Regions from separate parts of the Homo sapiens genome. Here region 2 is linked to region 1. Evidence: chromatin contacts called from ENCODE Hi-C or POLR2A ChIA-PET data. All regions are on one chromosome and are shown on one strand. Each heading gives the region's core, a stretch centred on a gene start or an enhancer-like site at or near the end of the contact. The rest is flanking DNA. Distances are from core to core; before and after follow the strand shown.

Region 1 (5,790 bases), core at 1,403-3,902:
GCCTCATTGCAGTTTTCTATTATGTTGATGGAGGCTGTCTCTAAGGAGCTCTCTCATACCAAATGAATCCTGAGCCTTACCAAAAGGCAGGGTTTTTTCCTTTGTAAATGTTTACATTCATATTCTAATAAATAGTACACTAATAATGGATTTTATGTATCATCCAGACCCATGAATCCCAAATCTATATCTCTGATCTAGACCTCTTCTCTGCACTTCAAGTGCCTCTATATCCAATGGCCACAGATGTCTAACAGGCATCTCAACTTCATGTGATGTCTCTCTGATAGGAACATTATTTCCACCCCAAACCTGTTCCTCTCTGTTTTTCCAGTTTTAATAAATGACTCCACCATTCACCTGATTTCTCCAAGATGTATCCTCAATTATTCCCTTTCCTTCATACCCTGTATCTATTTCACCAGCAAGCTCTACCTTATTTGATCTGCTTCCAATGCATATCTTGAATCCATCCACTTCTCTCCATTTCTGTTTTCCTAATCTAAGTTGTAATTATTTCTTGCCTGGGTCTTCTCCCTGATATTCTTGCCTCCTTACTCTCAGCTTAATACAGAGCATCCAGTGTGCTCTTTTAAAAACTTTACAATCAGCTCACTTACTTTTCAGCTTGAAATGCTTTGAAGCAGAGCAGTGATCTGGGTCCTGCCGACTGCCCCAATTTCCACCTGGCTCATGCTCTGCATGCACTTCCTTAAAGAGGCCAAGACCTCTCCCACCTCTGGGCTTTTCATTTGTTCCTTCTGCCTAGAATGCACTTCCCTCCGCTGATTCATTCTTGTCCTTCTGGCCTCTGAGAGCCTTTCTCCCAGTTACCTTCTCATGACCCAGTTCTTTCCTTCATTGAACTAATCACGATCTGTAATTATATTTTTTGGTTTTTTTTTTTGTCTGTCTTCTCCCTGTTAGAATGTAAGCTCTATGACGGACCTTTTCTAACTTGTTTGCCATTGTGTCCCCAACTTGGAGCCTAGCTCATGCCTGCTACATAATGGGTGCTCAATAAATATTTGTTAAATGAATGAATCATACAGCAGCTCAACTTGGATTATAATTTAGATACTCTAATTTATATTCCAGTACTTATCATGCTACCTCAAACAAAAATGGAGGTAAGAAAAAAAATACTGATAGCCAAGTCCTCCCCTCACTCCACCAAAAAAGAGGGGTTGTTGTATGTGTGTGTATACATTTACTCAGTTCAATTCCAGCTTAACACCATTGGGTATTAACTGTGTATATGATACTGTACTACAAGTTGGGACTTCAGCATAAATTAAATGATACCTGCCTCTAAGATGAATAAAAGGACATGGGCAAATACACAACTAGCCACAAGTCAGCTGTTGTGTTATAAGCAACTGTGCTTGAAGTAAATTAGCTAACGCCAAGACAGATAGCAGCATAGTCTTAGGATCCACTAATAATGCATTATTAAGACCAAACTCTTCCAAGGACTTGGGAGTAAGCTATGGTTCTGTTCTTTTCCAGCTGGCGTTTTTTAACATCCCCTTGATGGCTTACATGTGTTGGAGCTTGCTGCAGCGGTGCTTTGGTCACAACTTCAGGTCTCATCTCCATCAAAGAAAATACTTGAAAATTATGCCTGTTCACCTACTTATGCTACTGCTGTACATCTGGCAGGTTTATTCCTGCTACTTTCTTTATGCAACATACGGCACCCTAGCTTTTTTATTCTCCCCTTTGCGGACCTGGTTGACACTGCTGACACCTGTTCTCATTCGTTATGTGTGGACACTGAACTCCACCAAGTTTGGAATCTTCATGGTGCAGTTAAAAAGCCACCTGAGCTCCTGAAGGCCATGTCTCACCACTGGCAGCTGGGCAGAAGCCCAGCCTCTGTGTCTGTAGCCCAGGCCTCTACCCCAGTAGCAGGTGGAGGGCCAGGATTGGTGGGTGAGCTTTAGGGAGCAGCTGCTCGTTTGGAGTCCTGGACGTTGGAGGGATTACCCACTACTGATACCTGCAGAATGGACTGCAGAAAAGTCTCAAAAATAATGCCTTTATTCCTTCCCTCCCTAAGGAGGCAAAGAGTTGATTTACCTTTGTGAAGAGAAAACCCTTATCTAGGACATCCACAGGGTAGAGGTTGGGTGTGTGTACGGGAGTGTCTGAGGCCCAGTGTGTTTTTTAGGGTTACCCCATGTAAAGCACTTACCGCTGTGCTTGGAATTCAGCAGCTGTCAAAGGTGCAATTTCAGGGGCAGGGAACCTTTGAGGATCTGGGCCCGACCCTCACTACCCCTGAGATATTAGTTCCCAGGCCTGTTTTCCCACAGGATTGTGGGCTCTCTGCTTCCTTAGTCGGAAGTGTTTTCAACTAATCAAATAAATGAATGAATGATGAATAAGAAAGACGGTGAGCCTGAGGCTTGCTTGTGTAGCCTGGCCTAAGGGGCAAGAGAAGGCGTGGCCTGTCCTGGCCTCTGAGAGTGGGATGGTTGGTGCTGTACCTCAGGGGACAGGGCGGGGCGGGAGGAGGCGGGGCCAGGCCTGGTCTCTGATAACGGGATGGGTGGTGCTGGACCTCGGGCGGGGCCGGGCCTCGTGGCGGGAGGAGGCAGGGCAGGGCCTCTGGGACGGGGCTGGACGGCTTGTTGACGGAAACGAGCCCTTGACGCTGTGGCCCGGAAGTGGAGCGGCTGTCGCAGTGCGGCTCCGGCAGTGGCAGCGGAGGCCTGTGTTTGCGGCCTTCGGCAAGCGACTGAGATGGCGAGCGCAACTGCACCTGCAGCCGCAGTCCCCACCCTGGCTTCGCCTTTGGAGCAGCTCCGGCACTTGGCGGAGGAGCTGCGGTTGCTCCTGCCTCGAGTGCGGGGTGAGCTGACGGAGTTAGAACGGGCGACGGCAGGGGCGGGCTCGGGGTCGGGGAGAGGCCGGGCTCGGGGTCGGGGAGAGGCCGGGCTCGGGGTCGCGGAGAGGGCGGGCTGGGGCGGCGGCGGGGAGCCGGGCTTGGGCGAGGGAGGTGGCTCCGCTTACCTCAGCTTTTCCATTCGCCACCGTTCGGCCCCCACACGCCACACCCACAAGTCGGCGAAGCCCAGGAGACCACCGAGGAGTTTAATCGAGAGATGTTCTGGAGAAGACTCAGTGAGTGCGCCTCCTTCCGGGCTCCCCTTGCCTCAGTTCCTCCAGCGTCCCGACCCCTTTTCCTCCCGCTGTCCCCCACGGAGGGGACTGCTCTCCCCCGCTGCATCCTTTCTGTGAGGTACCTTACCCACCTCAGCACCTGAGAGGGTGAAATAGAATTCTAACCTCGACATTCGGGAAGTGTTTTTGAGAAGTCTCGGTCGGTAAGGGAAGTCTTCCAAGTCCGTGCAGCACTAACGTATTGGCACCTGCCTCCTCTTCGGCCACCCCCCAGATGAGGCAGCTGTGACTGTGTCAAGGGAAGCCACGACTCTGACCATAGTCTTCTCTCAGCTTCCACTGCCGTCTCCACAGGTGGGCTTCACTTTCGTGGAATCCTTGGGCTGCCGAGTTACACCTTAGGAATCCTCTAATTTTCTTTCCACCTTTTGCACGCACGCCAGGAGATTTCTTTTCTTCATCTGTCCAGTGAGGTTACCGTTTTTACTTCACAGGATTGTTGTGAAGACCGAATTGCCAAGTGCAGTTCCTGGCGCGGAGTAGGCAGGTCTTATAAATATTGGTTCAGTCTGAAGTTTATCCTGGTTGTTTCCCTTCTGATAATTTTTTAAGCACTTTTTATTTGCTGGGTGTTTTCACATACTTGATGGCCATCTGACAGATGAGCAAGGAGGCTCAGAAGCTCAGCTTAAGATTTAAAAAAAAGCAGGGGGGCTAGAATTTAAATCAAGGTCTATCTGATGTCTAAGCTACCTATTCTGTTATACTGCATAATACCCTTTTTATATTATTTTTTATATTTAATCAGTAACATATGTAGATAGTACAAAATTCAACAGATATCAAAGTGTGTTAAGTTTACCTTTCCACCCACTTTCTCATTTTTGTCTCCCCCAGTTCCTTTTGCATTATTCCACGTATATTCTGTGCATATATACATTCATATACATTTATCTGTATGTGTCAGCTTCTTTTTACACAAATGATACATAAACACTGTTCTGGACCTTCCAACTTAGAATTACTGCAAACAGTGTCGTGATGAATTACCTAATTCTGTGTATGTGTGTATATTGGTAGAAAAAATTCCCGGAAGTAGAATTGCTAGAACAAAGATTTATGCATTTTAAATATTCCTTTATTATAAAACTAATGAAAGTAAACATGTTGGCTATGACCACGTATGCTCTATGCTCAGTTTTTCTAGAGTTGTGTATGCTTAATATAGGAGTAAGATTCTTTTAAAATGGCATATTCATTGCCTTATTTGATTTTCATAGTCAATTGTTTTAATTTTTCAGTCTACATATATAGGTGTTTGGAAAGGATATAAATATCTTCTGCTGCATGTACCTACAGTGATAAACTCTCTCCTCCTACATACCTTTGAGATTTTTTTTTTTTTTTTGAGACAGAGTCTCTCTCTGTCACTCAGGCTGGAGTGCAGTGGCACAGTCTGGGCTCACTGCATCCTCTGCCTACCGGGTTCAAGCAGTTCTCCTGCCTCAGCCTCTCGAGTAGCTGGGATTACAGGCACCTGTCACCACGCCTGGCTAATTTTTGTATTTTTAGTTGAGACGGGGTTTCACCATGTTGGGCAGGCTAGTCTCGAACTCCTGACCTCAAGTGATCCGCCTGCCTTGGCCTCCCACAGTGTTGGGATTACAGGTGTGAGCCACCGTGCCTGGCCTACCTTTGAGATTTGTGATGAGGAAACAAGAGATGAATTGTATGAGAGCACTTCAAAAGATTCATGGAAAATACTTATTTCAAAAAGAGTAGTTAATATTACCTTATTTTTCTTATCTGCTAACCCCTTTCTTTCAAATGCACTTAGGACTTGCTGCTAAAACTCACTGCAAGTAAGATACCACAAGGAGGCAGCATAGAACTGATTTTCTATACATGCTCAGGACAGTAGTTTCACTCATAGATGAAAAGTTAGAATTTGGATTTATTTGAAATATATACAAATATTCAAGTATATACATATATTCAAATAAATACATATATGTATATATGTGTGTATATACACACATACATACACATGAATCATCATTGCCTTCTTGAGATCTCACCACTTTAGTCCTACTAAAAGATGGGTGGTTGTTGGTTTTTTTTTGTTGTTGTTGTTGTTTTTTAAATTCCAATCTGTATGGAATGATACTTTAATAAAATTATGTGCTCGGATGTTGAATAAATGTCAAATTGCCATAAAAGTTTCTAAACACTCTCAGTCACTGCTTATCTCATCCCTGACTGGTCACAAACAGTTTGTAGACTGGCTCCAACCTGGACCACATTTGTATAGTATTGACTTAGAATTTAACAGAAAATTGAGGACAAGGAAGATGAGAAAGCCAGTGACCACCTAGAAGGAAAATAGTTAACATGGAGCATTGTCGAGTCCATGCTAGTTACCTTTAGTTACATATTCTGATTCTGTTAAAAAAAGAGAGAGACCTGGTTAATGGTTTAATAACCATGGTCTGTCAGTTGGTCTGTCTGTCTCTCTCCCTCCCTCTCTTTTCTGTAAAGGGCCAGTTAGTAAATATTTTAGATTTTGTAACCAACTACCCAACTCTGCCCTTATAGAGCAAACACAACTACAGACATTAAAACCAGTGAGTATGGCTGTGTCCCAATACACTTCATTTCCAA
Region 2 (5,790 bases), core at 2,002-4,501, 690 kb before region 1:
ATAAAAGTAAGCAGCGGTGGGGCACAGTGGCTCACGCCTGTAATCCCAGCACTTTGGGAGGACGAGGTGGGCAGATCATGAGGTCCAGAGATCGAGACCATCCTGGCCAACATGGTGAAACCCCTTCTCTACTAAAAACACAAAAATTAGCTGGGCGTGGTGGTGCGTGCCTGTAGTCCCAGCTACTCGGAAGGCTGAGGAAGGAGAATCGCTTGAACCCGGGAGTCGGAGGTTGCAGTGAGCCGAGACCTCGCCCCTGCACTCCAGCCTAGCGACAGAGCGAGACTGCGTCTCAAAAAAAAAAAAAAAAAAAAAAAGAGAGAGAAAAAAGAAAGGAAGCGGCTATATTAACCTCTTCTATGTAAATCCAGATTTGTTCTAGAGGTTTAGGAAACTTCCAATTCCGTGTTTGTGACATCACAAGTCCTTGAAACACTCAAGGGTTGTGGTACGCTGCTCATTCTATTCTCCTTCAAAGGCATGCAATGGAGGAACTATTTTACCCTATAAACTCTGGGCCATCATTCAGGGAAAAGCCTGTAGAAGACCACAGTCAGATATTGGTGAGTGCCAAGGTAACGCTAGATTATGGTTTCTCAACTTTGGGATTACTGACATTTTGGAACATATACTTTTTTGTCAGGGGTATCCTGTGCATTATAAGATGTTTAGCAGCAGACTGGGAGCAGTGGCTCACACATGTAATCCTATAACTTTGGGAGGTCAAGGGAGGCAGATCGCTTGAGTCCAGGAGTTTGAGACCAGCCTGGGTGACATGGTGAAACCGTGTCTCTACAAAAAATGCAGAAATTAGCCGGCAGTGGTGGTGCACACCTGTAGTCCCAGCTACTCAGGAGGCTGAGGTGGGAGGATTTGAGCTGCAAAGGTAGAGGTTGCAGTGAGCTGACATCACACCATTGCACTCCAGCCTGAGCAACAGAGCAAGACCTTCTCTCTCTCTCTCTCTCTCTCTATATATATATACATATATGTGTGTGCGTGTGTGTGTATGTATGTTTAGCAGCACTGTTGGACACGATGCTAGTAGTACCCACCCCCGTTTCCCTGTCATCACAATAAAGCATCTCCAGACATTGCCAAATATCCCCCGGAGGACAAAATCGTCCCTGGTTGAGAACCACGGAATTATATCAATGACCATCACAACCCTAAATGAACTAATGAACTCAACCATACATTTTCTCCACCTCTGCCCTCAACAAGTGACTGCTGCTTGAGAAATTTACACAGGAGGGCAGAAAATGGTGAGTTCATTTTTGCCCATATTAAAAAGGCCCTCAATATTGCTTACCAGTCCTACAACATTCTTCTGTCAACTTGTTGTATTACTTTCTACAATATTCCAAATCTTCTCAGCTTTCCTTTAAACTCCCAATACCACCTCCTTTTCTATCAGAAGATGACCCCATCTTCAACTTCACAGAGAAAACAAGTCAGCAAATGAGAACTTTAACTTCCTGTTACTAAACATACAGAAACATACTTCCTCTCATAATTGGGGAAATATCTCCTCTCTCTCTCTTTCTCCCTCCCTGCCCTCTTCCAAAACCATTATTCTTACCAGTGTTTCGAACTGCCTCTAAACTGCCTCTATTCTTACCCTTTCAAGATCTTTGCCTACTGACTATCCCTTCTCTTCCTTTATTCAACCATTTTTTTCTCAGTTGAATCTTCCCTACCATGCTCAAGTTTCTCCTGTCTTAATTCTAACAAAAATCAAAAAAACAAAAACAAAAAATCTTGATCCTTCATCATTCTCCCTCCTTCCTCCCTGTCAAGGCCAAACTTTCCAAAAGCATTCTACAACTTGTCCCCATCTCTACATCTCCCCCACCTCCAAACTACTAAGTTGTTTTTTTCAACCCCAGCATTCCAACAAACAGCTTTCACTGAGATAATCAGTGACCTCTGTGTTATGAAATTAAAAAAAACATTTCTCAGGCTTCATCTTCCTTGATCCCTTAGGAATAGACTACTTACTCCTTGAAGCACTTTTTTTTTTTTTTTTTGAGATGGAGTCTGGCACTGTCGCCAGTGATAGACATTATGATAGTAATGTAGCTGGGATTACAGACACCCGCCACCACACCCAGCTATTTTTTCTTTCTTTTTTTTTTTTTTTTGTAGGGGGGACGGAATTTCACTCTCGTTGCCCAGCCTGGAGTGCAATGGCATGATCTTGGCCCACTGCAACCTCCGCCTCCCAGGTTCAAGCGATTCTCCTGCCTCAGCCTCCCGACTAGCTGGGATTACAGGCGCCTGCCACCATGCCCGGCTAATTTTTTGTATTTTTAGTAGAGATGGGGTTTCTCTATGTTGGCCAGGCTGGTCTGGAACTCCTGACCTCGTGATCTGCCCGCTTCAGCCTCCCAAAGTGCTGGGATTGATTACAGGCGTGAGCCACTGTGCCTGGTGAAGCACTTTCTTTTCTTGATTTCCAGCAGTTTATTTTATTCTTAGAGGTGCATGGAGGGGTTCCTGCAGCAAATAGTTTACAATAATCCTCCATCTGCTTAAAACTCTTCAATAGCTTTCAGTGCCCCTAGTACAAAGTGGTCTAAAATTCCAAGGCCTTCCAAGATCTAGCGATTGTTGGCCTTCTAAAGCTTTCTTTCCTCTACACTCGGGGATGTACGATTAGCACTAAGCCTCTAACAAGGATGAACTACTAGAAATTTCCAGAAGGCGTTATGCTGTTCTCGACATAAGCTGTTCCCCAGAGCCTGGAAAACTCTAGCTCTTTCTCTGCCGGATTTCCGGGGGAACTCCTACTTATCCTTCATGACTCAAGTCACTTCCTCCGGGAACCCTTCCAGACACCCCTAAGAATAAAACGCTTTGTTCATTATCAGCCAAAGGCGCCTCAAATTTTCTATGTGCTATGCACTGTATTCTATCCACTATAATTTGTTTACATATCTATATCTTAGTCTAGACATATTGAAAGGCGATGAAGAGCAGGGAAAGCACTGTATTCGCTTTCTTTTCTTCAGCGTTCATCCAGCACAGTGCCTGGCATACGGTTTGCCCTCAGTAAATGTTTATTGCATGAACACCTCCCAGCTTCGGGCAGGACTGAAATCTATCCGGTTAACTAGTGAATTCCCAGACTCTCCGTCTGCGTGGCAGGGACATTTAAACCCCCAGCACCGTGATTGGCTCCAGCTGCAGGGGTGTGTCTGTGTCCGCGGCGAACGGGAAGTGAGCAGGCGCGCGGGCTCGGCGCGCGCAGGCGCGACTAGGGTGCAGCGCCAGGTCCGGTGTTGGGGTGTCCGAGTTGCCGCCGGAGAGGAGTGGCCTCGCCCGCTTGGTGAGTCTCCAGGAGTGGGACGGAGGGAGCTGGCCGGGATGAAGTCTGAGACTATGTCCTGAGAAGAAAGAGTGTATCGTATTGGTTGAAAAGTTGGTGGGGTCGGGCTTAAGCGGAGGAGGGGGCTCTCTGGCCCTTACTCGGCAGATGGGCCCGGAGAGAGGACGGGAGGTGCCGGGAGAACATCGAGGGACCAGTGGAGGAAGGGTAGCTGGATGGTAATTCTCTGGACCCTTCCTCGAAATTAAACAGAGATCACTTTCCGCCCCTCACCCTTACTGTGTTGCTGTAGTTGACATTAATAGACTGCCTGTATGGTGACCACAGTGATCAGATAGCTCTGAGATAATGGCTTGAGGAAGGACTCTGAGGTTCCTGGTATTGGATAGCCCTTGCTCTCTAGAAAGGTTCAGCCTTACCTCGCGGCATTACTGCACAAATTAGAGGATCAGGAAAAGAATGAATTTCACAATTCGGGATTGGAGTGGTGGGGGGAAAAAGTACTGTAAAGTGTAGTTTCATCTCGTCCTTTTTTTCTTCTTTAATCAGTCACCACAATGTTAGGAAAGGCAGTTGATGGTAGGAGGAAACGTAAAGACATAAAAGTGGGAGAGGAAAAAAAAGTCAAGAAGGGAGTATCATTTTGCCTTTTGCTATTTGTCATCTCCTGGAATGGGGTCTGTATTAGTGCGTTCTCACACTGCTATAAAGAAGTACCCAAGGCCGGGCTTGGTGGCTAACGCCTGTAATCCCAGCACTTTGGGAGGTCGAGGAGAGAGGATCATATGAGATCAGGAGTTCGAGACCAGCCTGGCCAACATGATGAAATCCCATCTCTACTAAAAATACAAAAATTAGCCAGGCGTGGTGGTATATGCTTGTAATCCCAGCTACTCCGGAGGCTGAGGCAGGAGAATCACTTGAACCTGGGAAACAGAGGTTGCAGTGAACCGAGATCGTGCCACTGAGCTTCAGCCTGGGAGACAGAGTCAGGCTCCAACTCAAAAAAAAACAAAAAGCAAAAGAAATACTCGAGACTGGGTAATTTATAAAGGAAGGAAGTTTAATTGACTCTCAGTTCTGCATGGCTGGGGAGGCCTCAGGAAACTTATAATCATGGTGGAAAGCAAAGGAGAAGCCAAGCACCTTCTTCACAGGATGGCAGGAGAGAGACAGTGAAGGGGAAAAAGCCCCTTATAAAACCAGTATCATGAGAACAGCATGGGGGAAACCACCCCCATAATCCAATCACCTCTCACCAGATTCGAGATGAGATTATGAATAGCCAAACTGTATCATTCTGCCCCTGGCCCCTTTCTTTCTTTCTTTCTTTTTTTTTTTTTTTGAGATGGAGTCTCACACTCTGTCACCCAGGCTGGAGTGCAGTGGCGCGATCTTGGCTTACTACAACCTCCAACACTTCAAGCGATTCTCCTCCCTCACACTCCTGAGTAGCTGAGACTACAAATGTGTGCCACCAAACCTGGCTAATTTTTTTTTTTTTTTTTTTTTTGAGATGGGGTCTTGCTCTGTCGCTCAGGCTGGAGTGCAGTGGCGCGATCTTGGCTCACTGCGACCTCCGCCTCCCAGGGTCAAGCAATTCTTCTGCCTCAACGTCCCAAGTAGCTGGGATTACAGGCACCTGCCACCAGGCCTGGCTAATTTTTGTATTTTTAGTAGAGATGGGGTTTTGCCATGTTGGCCAGGCTGGTCTCAAACTCCTGACCTCAGGTTATCCACCGGCCTCCGCCTCCCAAAGTGCTGGGATTACAGGCGTGAGCCACCGCGCCTGGCTAATTTTTGCATTTTTTAGTAGAGACGGGGTTTCACTCTATTGGCCAGGCTGGTCTCAAACGCCTGACCTCATGATCCACCCACCTCATCTTCCCAAGGTGCTGGGATTACAGGCATGAGCCACCACGCCCAGATTCCCTGGCCCCTTTCAAATCTCATGTCCTCACAGTTCAAAACACAATCATGCCTTCCCAACAGGCCTCCAAAATCTTAACTCATTCCAGTATTAACCCAAAAGTCCAAGTCCAAAGTCTCATCTGAGACAAGGCAAGTCCCTTTTGCCTAGGAGCCTGTAAAATCAAAAGCAAGTTAGTTACTTCTAAAGATGCTATGGGGGAATAGGCATTGGTAAATGCTCCCATTCCAAATGGGAGAAATTGGCCAAAACAAAGGGGCTACCGGCCCTATGCAAGTCCAAAATCCAGTGGGACAGCCATTACGTCTTAAAACTTATTTTAATCTCCTTAGACTCCATGTCTCACATCTAGGGCACGCTGATGCCAAGGGTGGGCTCCCAAGGCCTTGAGCAGTTCTGACCCTGTGGCTTTGCAGGGTTCAGGCCCAGAGGCTGCTCTGCTGGGCTGGCATTGAGTGCCTGAGGCTTTTCCAGGTTCATAGTGCAAGCTGTTTGTAGACCTGCCATTCTGGAGTCTGGAGAATGGTGG

Evidence for each region. A loop is a pair of places that touch in the nucleus more often than their neighbours do. ChIA-PET counts read pairs that join two places held with the same protein, here RNA polymerase II (POLR2A). Pooled maps may share reads with other maps.
Region 2: a loop to region 1 is called in a pooled map, with 17 times the contacts of the local background. The contact joins the promoter of SNAP23 here to the promoter of CCNDBP1 in region 1. A Hi-C loop is called at or near these places in 1 of 37 single-sample maps with no recorded cell type and 9 of 50 pooled maps. POLR2A ChIA-PET finds 5 or more read pairs at or near these places in 1 of 52 experiments (AG04449).

What each region holds. Positions count from the first base shown.
Region 1 is chr15:43,182,751-43,188,540 of GRCh38, forward strand. It overlaps CCNDBP1 (cyclin D1 binding protein 1), which reads left to right and starts at 2,653. Exons shown (of 11, transcript NM_012142.5): 1 at 2,653-2,857; 2 at 3,070-3,129; 3 at 3,404-3,483. The coding sequence starts at 2,749. It overlaps TMEM62 (transmembrane protein 62), which reads left to right. Exons shown (of 14, transcript NM_024956.4): 14 at 1,510-2,394. The coding sequence ends at 1,836. It overlaps LOC124903478 (a long non-coding RNA gene), which reads right to left and starts at 3,137. Exons shown (of 2, transcript XR_007064604.1): 1 at 3,019-3,137. RefSeq lists silencers at 2,379-2,678, 2,899-2,988 and an enhancer at 3,159-3,258.
Region 2 is chr15:42,492,383-42,498,172 of GRCh38, forward strand. SNAP23 (synaptosome associated protein 23) reads left to right here and starts at 3,252. Exons shown (of 8, transcript NM_003825.4): 1 at 3,252-3,331. RefSeq lists enhancers at 2,925-3,468, 3,469-4,012.